5 separate regions of the Homo sapiens genome follow, and regions 2, 3, 4 and 5 are each linked to region 1. The links are chromatin contacts, found by Hi-C or POLR2A ChIA-PET in ENCODE. All regions are on one chromosome and are shown on one strand. Each heading gives the region's core, a stretch centred on a gene start or an enhancer-like site at or near the end of the contact. The rest is flanking DNA. Distances are from core to core; before and after follow the strand shown.

Region 1 (2,843 bases), core at 236-2,735:
TTTTTGCAGCTAAATTATTTAAACAGCAAATATAACAATACAATGCAATGCTCTCATTTGGTGTTTTGTTATTGCATTATTTGAAGGGAACAGCAATATTACTTTTCATTAGTTGCAAGAATTATGTGCAACAAAAGCTGTTTTCATTTTTTTTCTTACCTAAAAGTTGCTTCGTGTGCCCTAAAAGGGAAAATTAATTCAATTCAGATTAGATTTCCTAAGAATTAATTAGCTGCAAATATCTGAAAACTGCGGCTAGGGACATAAGGCTTAGGTATCTGAACTTAAAAGAAAAAAGTAAGCCTATTTAAACCTGTCCTTTAAAACAACTTCTGCACCAAAGTACCTTTTTTTTAGATATTTGGTTACCACTTTTAAAAGAGGAAACTTGTTTAAAAATCCTTTTTTTTTTTTAAGCAAGTGAGCATTACAAAGCTCCCCCTAGTAAACAGTCAAGAGTTAAATAGAAAGTAATTTGTTGCTACTTGCAGACATACATCACTAGTAAGACATGAGTTTATATTTATAAGCTGCACATCTGGGATCAGTTGACTTATCCATCTGCTAACTACACCAGTAAACAGTATGTCTGGGACCGTCAAACCCTTGCATCCATCACAAATTCCTGCTTTAATTGTGTGTTTACGTGGCAAACCTCTGCTTAAGTATATTTGAAGACTGTTTTAAGCAGTTGTAATTGCTCCTTTCTTCTTCATATTAACTTTAACACATTTTATTTACCATTATGACAGGCCGCGATTTTGCAAGCCTCATAGATAGATAAATGCCAGAGATCATCATGCTACCCAGGAAAAGGCAGCAGAGGGACAGAAACCGGAGCTGTAACCTGTCCAGTCCGGAGAGTTTGGGCCTCTTTCACAAAATCCAATGACTTGAGTCACAAGTTCAAATCTCAGTAAGGCCAGTTTAATCCTCCACTGTCTTGAACTCAGAAAGTTGACAATCATACACTTTCTTTTTGAGAAAGGAGCAGAAGAGAGGGAAGGGAAGATTTAGGGGGAAGAGGCAAATCACAGTTTGGAAAGATAAAATGGTGCCAGGAGTTTTCCATCTTTTTCCTTAATTAATCTGCTGTGTAGGAGAGGTGCATGAAAGCTTGAGAGATTTGTAAGGGTAGAGATTTTTCAAGCCAGTGGCAGAGGGCTGGAAGTTCTCAGGAGCCCCAGAATCAAAGAGGAGTATAGCCTGTGACTTGACTTAATTTTTAACCCTGGTTTTATAATTGAGTTTCATAAGCAAGCTGAAAACACAGGCTCAGAAATGAATGAATTCAGAAGAAATAAAAGGCTACCTTCCATAATTAGGGGAAAAATATGCACCATTCTCTGCACAAAAGCGGGGATTTTACTGTATTTTTCCCAATCTGCCTTTCACATTTATATGAATAGCAAGATGTCAGATTTCACACAATGTTGTTAAACCTTTTCTCAGGTTTAGGGAACTGAAAGTCGTATGTGCCTGTGTAATATTGTGCTGATGCAAATAGTTAAACTTTTCTACACGATTAACCATCATTTTCTCAGAGTATTCTGTTCACAGCTTTCTTCCAGTTTCCTGATACATGTTGAGATCTATGCCCGTGCGGCTGATGGGGTGGCGTGGAGGTTGTAAACTGAAGACCCACCGCGAAGCTAAAGAGTCACTCTGACGCAATCTAGTTAAATGACAGTATGGCAGTAGGCCGTTTACCCAGGCCAAGGAAGCTGTGGCTTGTCAAAGACATTAAAATCCAAATGTGCCAGCAACGGTGCCAAATGTACTCTAGGCCTTGCAAACACATAATCCAGACAAACTGAATTAAATTGCAACCAGTTTATAATTAATTTGCTTTTGAAAGTTGTGCCATGAGAATAAATGTGCCAACAATTATTTGCAATGAATTGTTCTTAGGGTGCCCCCAACTTAATAATGCCTCTGTAAGCAAGAGAGGGTTTGGTATTGGTTACTTGTATTGGCATTGGCTTCTAACCTAATGAGGGGGTACGGAGAATTTAGAGACAGATTCCAGGAACCTTAACCTTTCTGTCAACCTAATGGAGTCTGTTACCAATGCGGTCAGTAGCGTGGCCCTGTGGCCTCCCTGACCTCAGATGCCAGCCTCACTCTGCCCAAGATGCTAAGATTAGAAACATATTTATCTCGCTGAGGCACTGCCTTTCTGGACACCATTTTGTAAGCACAAATATTCACGGGAAAGGTAAAAACAGTAAGAGACTAAGGCACTAATGCTTCATGTGAATTCATTTCTCATACCATTTTTCTCTAGGACTTACGGAGCCAAGCAAAGTGTGAGCCCTGAGTACATATGAACAAAAAACTAAAATAATGTAAAAAGAAGAAATAATCCTGAAACTTAACATGGAGTGTTATGTGCCAAGCATTTTTTTTCCCCACCAATCCTCAGGGGAAAAAAATTACAGAGAAGTAATTGGGCCGGGCGCAGTGGCTCACGCCTGTAATCCCAGCACTTTGGGAGGCCGAGGAGGGCGGATCACGAGGTCAGGAGTTCAAGACCAGCCTGGCCAACATGGTGAAACCCCATCTCTACTAAAAATACAAAAATCAGCCGGGAGTGGTGGCGGGCACCTGTAATCCCAGCTACTTGGGAGTCTGAGGCAAGAGAATCGCTTGAATCCGGGAGGCAGGGGTTGTAGTGAGCCGAGATTGCACCACTGCACTCCAGAATGGGCAACAAGAGCGAAACTCCATCTAAAAAAAAAAGAGAGAGAGAGAGAAGTAATTGCAGAGTAGATGTATATTAGAGGCCTCAGGACTTAGAGCTAAAAAACAGCAGACGCAGGATTCAAACTGAGGGCTAACTC
Region 2 (2,843 bases), core at 344-2,843, 1.7 Mb before region 1:
AGCAAAGGCTTCCACAAGTCCTTTGCTGGAGCTTGAATAACGGGGCTCCTCCACAAATTGCCCTTATTAGGAACAGCTGAGTGATTAAGTATAAATTTGTGGGCCTTAGGAAACCACTCCTTATATCTACATACACTCCACAATGTCTCAAATGTTTTCAAATTATTTACCCTGTAAGGTATAAAGGGCAACTGTTATTCCCTGTGTTGCAGATACGGTGACCTCTGTGGAGCAGAGTGGTGAAGTGACCTGCTCAGGTGTCTCAAGGTTAGAATTTGGTGCAGCCTGACTTCAGCCTGGTCTGAAGGCCTACCAGGCTGGATTTCAATGAGAATTGTTTCTTTCTCTTTTTCTTTTCTCTCTTTCTTTCTCTTCTTTCTTTCCTTCTCTTCTTTCTCTCTCTTTCTTTTTCTTTCTTCCTTTCTCTCTCTCTCTCTCCCCCCGTCTCTCTCTTTCATTCTTTTTTTTTTTTTTTTGAGACAGAGTCTCACTCTGTCACCCAGTCTGGAGTGCGGCGGCAGGATCATAGCTCACTGTAGCCTCAATCTCCCAGGCTCAAGCAATCCTCCCACCTCAGCCTCCTGAGTAGCTGGGACAAAAGGTGGATGCCACCACACCCATCTATTTTTTTTTTTTTTTAATTTTTAGTAGAGATGAAGTTTCGTTGAGTTGCCCAGGATGGTCTCCAATTCCTGAGCTCAAGCAATCCTCTCTCCTCGGCCTCCCAAAGTTTTGGTATTACAGGTGTGAGCCACCGCTGGGCAGATAATTGCTTCTTTAAAGAGCCCGACACGGCAGATAAGCCTTGAAGAGAAAGGTACCTGTCCTCTCAGTGCTTCCTGCCACCTATTTGTCCGTTAGGCAATTCTTCCAGAATGAAGTTGAGGCAGGCCCCTGTAAAAGAGGTGGCAGCTTCAGGGACTCTTCTCCAGGGAACTGGAAGGGAGCGGAAGAACTTATTCTTAAGCGAAGGAGCCCTATCAGCGACCAAGCTCAATTGGTGGAAGGCCCCTTCCCCTAGCCCCAGTTGCATCTTCTGTCACTTCACCCTGCTCCTTCTCCTCAGAGCACTTTGGGCTGTAACTGGACGTTTGCTAGGTTAATTTACACCTGTTTCTCCTGGCAGGTGATAAAACTCCAAGGGGGCAGGACCCTGTCTTTTGTACACCAGTGCACACCCAAGTCCTGGCACGGTACTTGGAACAGGATAGGTAATCAATAAAGACTGGGTTGATAAAAGAGCACTTGGAAATCATGTGGGGCCAATAAGATCCGAACGCGGCCGAAGCTCTCGTCCTCGGGTTGCTGCAGGTGTGGTTCCCGGTGATGGAGGCCGTGGAAGAAGCCTTCCCTCCCTTTCCCGCCCCCAGGGCAGGAAGCCTGGGGGCTGAGCGGTCCTCCGAAACCGAGAGGCAGGTCCTGGGTGCGCCGGCGGTACAGCGGAGAGCGTGGAGAGACCCTCGCCGCAGCCATTTCCTGCCCTTTGTGTGACAGCCGCTGCGGCGAAGGGGCGGGCGCTGGGTGGGGGCGGAGCCGCGGCGGGCGGAGCAGCGGGGCCGGGGCGGGGCCGAGCGCGGCGCAGCGGAGCGGGGCAGAGCATCCTGCGCCCCGGCGCGGGGCCCTGCGGTAGCCTCAGGCCCCTCCCCTGGACCCGCCGCAGAGCCAGGTAAGCGGCCCTCGCAGGCCTCGGGCCGGGCACGGGGACTAGGATGCCGCCGGGGACGGGGATGAGGCCGTGAGGATGCGCGAAGGGCCGCCCCCTCTCCCGGCCCGCGGGGGGCGCTCGGCGCTGTGCCCGGGCTAGCCCGAGGCCCGGCCTCAGGCCCCACGCGGCCCCTTTCCCCCTCGGACCCACCGTGCGTCCCGCGGCACGGACCCTCTGCCCGGGAGGCGCGGGCACATCGCGGAGCTCCGGCGCGGCGGCGGGGGAGCCGCAGCAGCAGGTGCGCGGCCTGGGCCGGAGCCGCCAGCCCGGGAGGAGGCGGTGCTAATCTCAGGGACCGGAGACACCTGCAGCGGCCGCGAGCCCGGCAGCGGCGACATCCTCGAGTCCAGGTACTGCAGAGCGCTGGCCCCTGCCTCTGCCGCCGTGACCACCGTCACCTCCCCCAGGGCCAGCGAGAGCCGCCTGGGCCCGCCTGGCAGCCGCCTCGGGCACACAGAACGTGTGATGGGTGGGGCGAGGGGCGCAGCGTCGATGTTTGGGGGCGGAGGGCTTTGATGAGAGAGGAGCAGGTCTGACCCGCTTGGAAGCTTTCTGGCCTACACTAGCATCGCTCACCAAGCTGGCTGCGGGCACGGTGGAAGTGGGGGAAGGGGATGAGTGGGCTGACTCCTGGGGGAAAAGGTGGTTTTTTTCTTGAGCTCTGAAGAACCAGGAAGATGCTTGCCTGTCTGTTGTGGCGTCTACTTTTCAGGTCAGCCCTACCCCTCACCCCAAAGAACAGCCCACCTATGTGCAAAAGAAGAGGAGGAGGTGCTCTCTGCTTGGGGATGGGGGCAGGTAGCATGTTCCACATAAGTATGGCCCTCTATATCCAGAACCCGGCTGGAAAGGACACTGACAGCCCAGGTGCCTCCCCAGCACAGGGAATCTGATTTTGACCTTTGCTTGCCTACTTTCCCCAGCACAGTGGAAACACTCACCAGGGCTGATGAGCCATCAGCTGTCCTTCCAGCTAGGCCAAGAATGGGACAAGGATCTTTTTCTGCTAGTTCCTGGGTGCCTGTGCCCTCAGCATGGGCAGGGAGACGGAGGCAGGCCTGCTGGCAGGAGGGGCAAATCAGGAGACTGTCGGTTCCTGTGTTCCCATTTCCTGCCTCCTGTCTGTGTCCCAGTTAGG
Region 3 (2,843 bases), core at 144-2,643, 1.5 Mb after region 1:
AACCTCGGTTTCCTCATTTCTAATCTAAGAATAGTATCTGCTTTTTAGGGTTCTTAGGAGTATTAAATAAGAACATGTTTTTATGAACAGTGTCTGGTGTATAACAATTGCTCAATAAATATTTGCTTTTAAAAACGTTATCTATAGTAGACGTTCAAACAAACCTTTTGGGAGCTCAGCAAGATAAGCAACAAAAACCTTCAGGGGAGGTCAGGAAAGTGACTACATCTGCCTGGAAGCAAAATCCTTTGAGCTGGTCTTTTTCGGTCCATGAGCACGTGACCAAGGAAAGGAAGCTATATTTTCTCGACTGGGAATTTGAATTTGCAGTTGCACATTCCAAAGGCCTTGTACGTTCTTTCCAGTTTGGGAAAAGGAGCAGCTAAGGGCACCCATGGAAACACTTACTAATTGTGTGACCTTAGGCAAGTCCCCCTAACCTCACCAAAGATAAAATTCCCTTATGAGTAAAAGGGGATCACAAAATGGAGATAATAATTCGGGCTACCTGCTATGGATGATTGCTGTGGGATTAGGGAAGATGATGCACGTGATACATTTAGCAGAGTGCCTGGTGCCTAGTAGGTGCCCATTAAAATTTAGCTATGACTGTTCTCTTTAGCTGACACACAAGACTGCCTTGAATGTTCACATTTCCAGAGAAAGGTGCTCAGGAAGATTTCTCAGTGTTCCGCCTGCCAGGTCAGTTTACAGTTCAAAGAATCCCTTTGTTCAAAGGGTGAGCAAATCCAGGCCTCGTGTATCTGCAGCAATGAAACAAGGGAGCTTTCTGCCTGATCTTCTCCCCAAAGGCAGTCTCTCTTTTTAAATGCCTGCACACATGTTATTTATTTATTTTTGGTTAACGTTTAAATTGAGGTTTTGGCTGAAACTCAGCCTGCGCGCACTTGAAAAGCCAACAGGCTCATTGGGCAGCCGATAAAGCTCTCGGGATTTCCCCGCGGGGCTGCGGAGAGTACAGACAGGAAGCCTGGGGACCCAGCGCCTGACCAGAACTTCCTCGGGGGAGGCTGCAGGGGAGCAGGCGCATCCTGCACAGAACGCTCTAGAGCGCGCAGGCCAAAGCACCAGGCTGCTCCTGACACGTGCTGCAAGAGGGTCCCCGACCCGGGGGTCCAGACCCTGCACGCATGATGGGGAAGGTGGAGGCTTCCCCCTCAGCTCCGCGGAGAGAAGCTGACACTGCCAGGCTGGAACCTTCCATTCCGGCCCAGCCTCTTCCTCCCTCGCTGTGCCGAGGAGGGATCTAGAAGGGACTTTCCAGAGAGGGTTAGCGTGCAGGGTGTGGAAATGGAATAAAAGCATATGCAAATAGGCCTTAGCTGCCTTCCTCTACCCCAGCAAATAAGAGTCTCTCCAGAAAGATGCTCTTTCTCCAAGACGCTTGACCGCTCTTCCTTTCCTGGATGGCACCAGCAGGGCCGATTGGAGTGGTAAACCCTGGGCCGGAAGGCATGCCAAAGGGTGGACAGGATGGACAGGAGACAGTAGCACAACGAGGAGGGGGAGAACAGCGGCTGAATTGGAAATGATAAAATAAAATGAAATTTTAGGAGCTCGCTGTGAGTATGAGCTGGGAAAAAATAATCATTGCAAGCTGATTTATTATGTACTTATCTTCTGTTTGAGAGGCAGCAGGCTTTTGTACAGTGGATTATTGCAGAGTAAATGGCACATTAAAGATATAATCAAGATGTTTAAGGCATATTGAAATGACATTAGAATCAAGTAGGTGAGACTTTTGTCATGGTCTAGAAATATAAAAATGTCAGTGACTTGGAGATATTTCCAGTGCTTTAGTAAAGATGTGGCTCCATTTTCAAAAGGGACATATTTTTAACCTTTTGTTATTTTCAGGGTGGGGGGGGATAGAGTGGGGTCAGGAAGTGGTTTAGAATCTCTATGGATGATAAAATAATATGCTTTAAACCTGGAGTTGTAGACTGTGGTCTCTATTTAGCAAGTCATAAACTTTCTTGCAGTGACAATAGCATGAAAATATTGGACAGTAAATATGGTGCTCTTAGGAGGTTTCAGGGTTGGAAGACTATGGCTATTACTTTTTGTTTATTGTGTTCCTATTCTCAATTTCAATCTTGTCTTTGGATAGTAAGAATTTTTTTTAAATTTTCTATTTTTTTAAAAAGAATCTTTTACATACTGAACCTGACTTGTATACTAATTGGCAAACAGTGTCACTTTTCTTTCTTGATGCCTCAATGGGTTTAATTATTGTATTACGGTATTTTCTTGTCATTTGAGACCTTCACATTCAGTGTCCTTTCTTTCTTTTTTTTCTTTTTCTTTTTGAGATGGAGTCTTGCTCCCGGCCTGTCGCCCGGGCTGGAGGGCAGTGGTAAGATCTCGGCTCACTGCAACCTCCGCCTCCTGGGTCCAAGCAATTCTTGTGCCTCAGCCTCGAGAGTAGCTGGGATTACAGATGCGCGCCACAATGCCTGGCTAATTTTTGTATTTTTAGTAGAGACAGGGTTTCGCCACGTTGGCCAGGCTGGTCTTGAACTCCTGACCTCAGGTGATCCGCCCGCTTCGGCCTCCCAAAGTGCAGTGTCCTTTATTTTATTTGTGTGCCCTGGTTCTGCTTTGATTTTGCCCCAAACCCTTCTGAGTGTAGCGCTTTACTGACACTTTATCCCCGTTATTAACAATGGGTTTTTGGACAGAACTGGCTTCTCTTTATTTGTTGTTTTTAAAATCATACTGCTGTCCTTATGCATGGTACTCCTTGGAACAGATAAGCAGCCATACAAGAAGCTCTTTGAGAGAGAGAAGGTGGACTCTGGGGGTCGTGCCGGTTGTTTGGA
Region 4 (2,843 bases), core at 171-2,670, 1.4 Mb before region 1:
GCAGATAGGGTCACCATTTCATTTTATAGCTAGGGCTACTAAGGTCCAGAAAGAGGAAATTGACTTCCTCAAGGTCATGGACAAATCCTGAAAAGGGAACCAGATTAAAAGTCTGAAGTGGTGAGTCTGCAAGGCTGTGAATACTAAGGCTGCCAGCAAGTTTATGTATCTGATATACCCCTGCATACCAATATGAAAATTCCTGTTTTTCACTTAGCTCAGTCAACTTTGGGTTGATCTGGTTGAAGCAGGAGAAGGATGTGGATAAAACGGGAAGAGTGGGGGTGTGATCTTTAAACAGATCAAGAAACTTGTATAAACAGACCCATTTAGAATAAGGATTGTGAAAGGAAAAAATCTTATATATGAACTCCACCCCTATGTTTGTTACAAAGGACAGATCTCCACCTAAACCCCTAAATAAACTGCAGAGGCAAAAGCATTCAGGAAAAACCCAGCAATATACTACCCAATTGAAAATGGCAATCAGCTCAACATCCCTAATCATCAGAGAAATGCAAATCAAAACTACGATGAGATACCACACTCTAGTCAGAATGGCTATTATTAAAAAGTCAGAAAACAACAGATGCTGGCAAGGCTGTGGAGAAAACGGAATGCTTATACATTGCTGGTGGGAATGTAAATTAGCTCAGCCACCGTGGAAAGCAGTTTGGAGATTTCTCAAAGGACTTAAATAGAACTACCATCAACCCAGCAATTCCATTACTGGGTATATATCCAAAAGAAAATAAATCATTCTACCAAAAAGACACATACACTCACATGTTCATTGCGGTGCTATTCACAATAGCAAAGACATGGAATCAACTAACCTAGGTGCCCACCAGTGGTAAATTGGATAAAGATAATGTGGTCCATATACACCATGAAATACTATGCAGCTATAAAAAAGAATGAAATAATGTTCTTTGCAGCAACATGGATGCAGCTGGAGGCCATTATCCTAAGCAAATTAACACAGGAACAGAAAACCAAATACTGCATGTTCTCATAAATAAGTGGGAGCTAAACATTGAGTGCATATGGACATAAATATGGAAACAATAGACAACGGGGACTACTAGAGGGGGAAGCGGTGGGGCAAGGGTTGAAAAAAAAGCTATTGGATACCATGCTTACTACCCGGGTAATGGGATCATTCACATCCCAAACCTCAGCATCATGCAATATACCCATGTAACAAACCTGCACATGTACCCCTGAATCTAAAATGAAAGTTGAAATTATTGTTTAAAATGGCAATCAATAAAGCACTTAATTTCAGCTGGCTCCACTTAGCCAGAGAACAGCTCGAAGACCTGTAGGTCTCGACTGCCTAGTTTTAGGTTAATGGCTGCACACACTCAGAAAGTCGAGTTCCTGCAGCTGGTTGAGTGGTAAGTTGAAGTGAGAATTAGGCAAATAAGTCAGCCCTTGCTCACATCTGCTCTTGTGGTCTGAGTGGGTGGATCTTCCTCTCCTCCCCAACCACTGCTCAGGAATAGTCAAGAACACAACGCCTGGGTGTAGAACTGCATCATTAAACCCACTGTGCTTGGCTCAGTGATGGGTATATGGCCCTAAGCTGGACCAATGGGCATCTTCCCCAAGACTCTTGACAGCTCTATCAAAAATTTGCTTTCTTCTCGTCTGAGATGGTAAGCAATATAAGTTTGGAGCTATGAGTTGTCTTCTTGCTGCCATGTCAGGAAAGAACCTGTCTAAAAAATGAAGTCAAACAGTGGTAAGAGGTATGGAGAAAGAGAGAGACAAGGTCCTAGTATTATTATTTGAACCTGTGGATTTAGCCATGCCTGAAGTCAGCCGCCTCAACTTTTCAACTACATGAGCCAATAATTTTCTTTTTTGCTCAAGCTAGTCTGAGTTAGAGGTCTGTCACTTGTGACTGAAAATATCTCAATCATGCAAAGGCCTCCTCCATTCTAGGCACTGTGCTAGCTGCTGGGATTATAAGAGTGGACAAAGACACATGTCATTCCTATCTTCACGGTACTTAGCATCTAGTGGGAAAGATGACAGTAAGCAAGTGAGCAAATACACATATACATAAAATATAATAATTACACATTGATATTTGTAAACAATTGATGCTAAAAGAGAGAATGAGAAAGGAGGACTACTTTAGACAGCATGGTGGGGTAAGGCTCTCTTGAGTTGTTTTTTGAGCTGAGAGTTTGTGGTTGGTATGAAGAACAGAGGGAAGAAAGTTTCAGGTGGCAGAGACAGCCACCATTCTCAGGCTTGAAAGGCCTCTATTCATTCCAGGACCTGAAAGAAGGCCTTCATTCATTCACCCATTCAACAAACATCTGTTAGACGGTGTCAAGTGCTAAGTACAAGGAGATAAAAGCAGCCCCTGGAGAGTTGATAAGAGACATTGAAAGCTATACAAATGTTTGAACCATGTTATTCAGCAATTCCACTTCTAGAAATTCAGTCAAAAGAAAATAACAGGAATTTCTGCAAAAACATAGCTATCAGGATGTTCATTGAAGCGTTATTTATTTTTTTAACTCTAATTGAAGTGCCACAAACATACTAAAAGAGTGCACATAGACCGGGTACGGTGGCTCACGCCTGTAATCCCAGCATTTTGGGAGGCCGAGGCAGGCGGATCACCTGAGGTCAGGAGTTAGAGACCAGCCTGGCCAACATGCCGAAACCCCATCTGTACTAAAAATACAAAAATTAGCCGGATGTGGTGGTGCATACCTGTAATCCCAGCTACTCAGGAGGCTGAGACAGGAAAATTACTTGAACCCAGGAGGCGGAGGTTGCAGTGAGCCGAGATCGTGTCACTGCCCTCCGGCCTGGGTGAC
Region 5 (2,843 bases), core at 103-2,602, 1.2 Mb before region 1:
CCCAGTTCCTCTTTTGCATCCCTCTGATGTTACTCTGAGCATCAAAGGAGTGATGACTACCATTTGTGGTACTATTATGAGGATATACACACATACTGATATAGATCCCTGTATGGATACACAAAAAACTGGTAACAGTAACTGCCTAAAGTATGTTGTTAGGAGTCAGTGAGAGACTTTTTGCTACATATAAAAGGATTTATATTGTTTGAATATTTTTCTTTTTCTTTAGAGACAGATTCTTGCTCTGTCACCAAGGCTGGAGTGCAGTGGCTAATGATGGGTCACTGCAGTCTCGAACTCCTGGCCTCAAGTATCTTCCCACCTCATCCTCCCATAGCTAGGACTACGGGCATGGGCTACTAAGCCTGGATAATTTTTTTTCTTTTTTGTAGGAACAGGGGTCTTGCTACGTTGCCAAGGCTGGTATGAATCTCCTGAACTCAAGCAATCCTCCTGCCTCTGCCTCCCAAAGTGCTGGGATTACAGGCGTCAGCCACCGTGCCTGGCCTGAATATCTTTCTTGAGGATGGAAAAAAAAAAAAAGTAAGTAAGTAGGTAATGAATTTGAAAGAGCTTTGTAAATCACAAAGTATGACACAAATATTAGGATTTTATTTTTACTATTATCCACCAGCAACAAGATATCAAACACTGGTTCTGTGATTATTTAATGGTGAAAAAGTTGAATAAATCAATTTAGTATACCCATATGTTGGAATATTGAGTCCATTTTTCTTTTAAAAATCACACTTTGGAATAATTGATGATACTGGCAAATGCTCAAGCTGAGTGGAAAAATATATAAACATTGTATAGGCGAATAATTCCAATCTTGTGCATTCCCTGTGTAAACCTACATACACAAAAAGAAAAAAGACTGAAAGGAACCATCCACAATGCTTTGATGGGAAAGACGGAGAAACAAAGTGTTAATTTTCTTAACTATAGTTTTGGTGTATTCCAGATTTTCTACAAGTTAATAAATGCCACTAAGAAAAGGGGAAACATCACAGCTACACCTTCAAACACCAGAAAAAGAATTTTTTTTTTTTTTTTTTTTTTTAGGTTGGGGTATGATTTTGATCTGGGCACTAACGGGGACACTGATTGCTTTTGCCAGTAAGTCAAGACCAGCAGATAAAAAATAATTTTTAAAAACCTCGTGAGACTGATTTGCCGCAGGACGGGAGGAGGAAGAAGCAAGCGTGGAAGGTGCTAACGGAGGAACCTAAACCTCCATCCTCTTTGCCTGGGAGGTTAAGAACTACAGGGAGAGGCGAGAGAGACTATGACTGCCCTACGGCTAGAGTAGCCGCGAAGAGAACACTTCCGGGGCGGGGCTATCTGGCCCTTTCCTTTCCGCGTGTAGAATGTGGGGCGCCTGTAAAGTTAAGGTTCACGATTCCTTGGCCACCATTTCCATCACTCTGAGACGGTACCTGAGATTGGGGGCGACCATGGCAAAAAGCAAGTTCGAGTACGTGAGGGACTTCGAGGCTGACGACACCTGCCTGGCACACTGCTGGGTGGTAGTGCGGCTGGACGGCCGGAATTTCCATCGGTGAGCGAGCTCGACTCGGGGCGTCGCGATGCGCCAGCGCTTCCGGGGAATCCAGCTTCTTCCCTTGCAAGTCCTCCCGCCCGCTCCAGTCACGGTTACCAGGGTAACGCGGTAGCCAATGAGTGCGCAGCATGGAGCATTGCCCCGCCCTGCGTGTTGGCTAGGACAGTGCCTGAACGCTGGCTGTTAGCGTAATTGAATGGGCGATGTGCTCCCGTGATGAGGATCTGGCTTGGAGTGCCCGTGTTAAGTGAACAGAGACTTGTTAGCAAGGACCTGTTGTTAAAAGTCACTCTCATGCACAATATTTAAGCTCTTAAGCCAATTGCCTAGCTATTCTGTTAGATATCTTTGAATGCTGACTGTTCAGAAGTCTGTGTAAGCCTTGCTTGTGGGCAATACTTAACGTCTGTGCTTCATTATCAGTAACAGGCCACATGGACTAGATTCAACAGAGAGTCAGAAAAAAAGAGAAGGCTGGGCGCGGGAGGCAGGAGGATCACTTAAGGCCAGGAGTTGGAGACCAAGTTTTTGTTTTTGTTTTGTTTTTTCTGTGGTTGTTGTTTGTGAAACTCCGCCACTACAAAAAAAAAAAAAAAAAAAAAAAAAAAAAGAGAGAGAGAGAGAGAAAGAAGGAAGAGAGAAAGAAAGAAAAAGAAAAAATTTAATTTGCCCGGCGCAGTGGTGCACACATGTAGTTCCAGCTACTGGGAAGGCTGAGGTGGAAGGATCGCTTGAGCCTGGGAGGTCAAGGCTGCAGTGAGCGGTGATTGGACACTGCACTCCAGCTTGGGTGACAGAGCAAGACCCTGTCTCAGAAAAAGAGGGAGGGGGAGAAAGAAATATAACAGAAAGATGGGAATTTAATCTTTGAAGAGGGCTGCATTGTTAATGATTATTATAACTAACATTTATTGAGCACTTACTAGGAGCTAGGTATGATTACTTTTATCTTCTCCCTAATCTTCAGGACAACCCAATGAGGTAAATATTCTTTTATTCCCATTTCACAGAAAGGAGAGTTGAGGCTTAGCATTTCTGTCTGGCTTTCTCAATTTCAGGGCAGGAAAAAAACTAAGTTCTTAAGAAAATGGATCAGGTTGTGGCTAGTTGAGCATTTGAGTTCACAGTGCTATTACATTATCTTCCTCCAAACAGCCTCTGTTATCTAGCAACAGAGCGTGTTGTTAATGACAGGCTTCCATCCATGCTTTCTTCCCTTTTTCCCCTGTGAAGGTTTGCTGAGAAGCACAACTTTGCAAAACCCAATGACAGCCGT

The links. Hi-C counts contacts between places; a loop is a spot of excess contacts on that map. ChIA-PET counts read pairs that join two places held with the same protein, here RNA polymerase II (POLR2A). Pooled maps may share reads with other maps.
Region 2: a map of OCI-LY7 shows a loop between it and region 1 (6-fold over the local background). The contact joins the promoter of CYFIP2 here to the enhancer-like site in region 1. A Hi-C loop is called at or near these places in 1 of 168 maps with a recorded cell type or tissue (OCI-LY7), 2 of 37 single-sample maps with no recorded cell type and 4 of 50 pooled maps.
Region 3: a loop to region 1 is called in a map with no recorded cell type, with 4 times the contacts of the local background. The contact joins the promoter of MIR3142HG here to the enhancer-like site in region 1. A Hi-C loop is called at or near these places in 5 of 37 single-sample maps with no recorded cell type and 2 of 50 pooled maps.
Region 4: a loop to region 1 is called in a map with no recorded cell type, with 5 times the contacts of the local background. The contact joins two enhancer-like sites. A Hi-C loop is called at or near these places in 2 of 37 single-sample maps with no recorded cell type and 2 of 50 pooled maps.
Region 5: a loop to region 1 is called in a pooled map, with 4 times the contacts of the local background. The contact joins the promoter of THG1L here to the enhancer-like site in region 1. A Hi-C loop is called at or near these places in 2 of 50 pooled maps. POLR2A ChIA-PET finds 5 or more read pairs at or near these places in 2 of 52 experiments (Panc1 and naive thymus-derived CD8-positive, alpha-beta T cell).

What each region holds. Positions count from the first base shown.
Region 1 is chr5:158,952,591-158,955,433 of GRCh38, forward strand. The region is part of intron 6 of EBF1 (EBF transcription factor 1); the gene reads right to left. Among named protein-coding and RNA genes, the nearest start is that of EBF1, 150 kb to the right of the region's middle. RefSeq lists an enhancer at 1,637-1,766. Within about 2 kb of position 1,486, at least 5 of the 41 ENCODE cell types and tissues checked have a DNase peak (open chromatin) inside an H3K27ac peak, as active enhancers do; they include OCI-LY7, where a contact is called at or near this core.
Region 2 is chr5:157,264,530-157,267,372 of GRCh38, forward strand. It overlaps CYFIP2 (cytoplasmic FMR1 interacting protein 2), which reads left to right and starts at 1,594. Exons shown (of 31, transcript NM_001037333.3): 1 at 1,594-1,666. RefSeq lists a silencer at 1,501-2,020 and an enhancer at 2,701-2,810.
Region 3 is chr5:160,466,858-160,469,700 of GRCh38, forward strand. It overlaps MIR3142HG (MIR3142 host gene), which reads left to right and starts at 1,394. Exons shown (of 2, transcript NR_132748.1): 1 at 1,394-1,583. RefSeq lists enhancers at 338-974, 975-1,611, 1,079-1,308, 1,339-1,498.
Region 4 is chr5:157,595,196-157,598,038 of GRCh38, forward strand. No RefSeq gene overlaps it. Among named protein-coding and RNA genes, the nearest start is that of ADAM19, 21 kb to the left of the region's middle. Within about 2 kb of position 1,421, at least 5 of the 41 ENCODE cell types and tissues checked have a DNase peak (open chromatin) inside an H3K27ac peak, as active enhancers do.
Region 5 is chr5:157,730,068-157,732,910 of GRCh38, forward strand. THG1L (tRNA-histidine guanylyltransferase 1 like) reads left to right here and starts at 1,353. Exons shown (of 6, transcript NM_017872.5): 1 at 1,353-1,564; 2 at 2,801-2,843. The coding sequence starts at 1,374. RefSeq lists an enhancer at 1,270-1,629.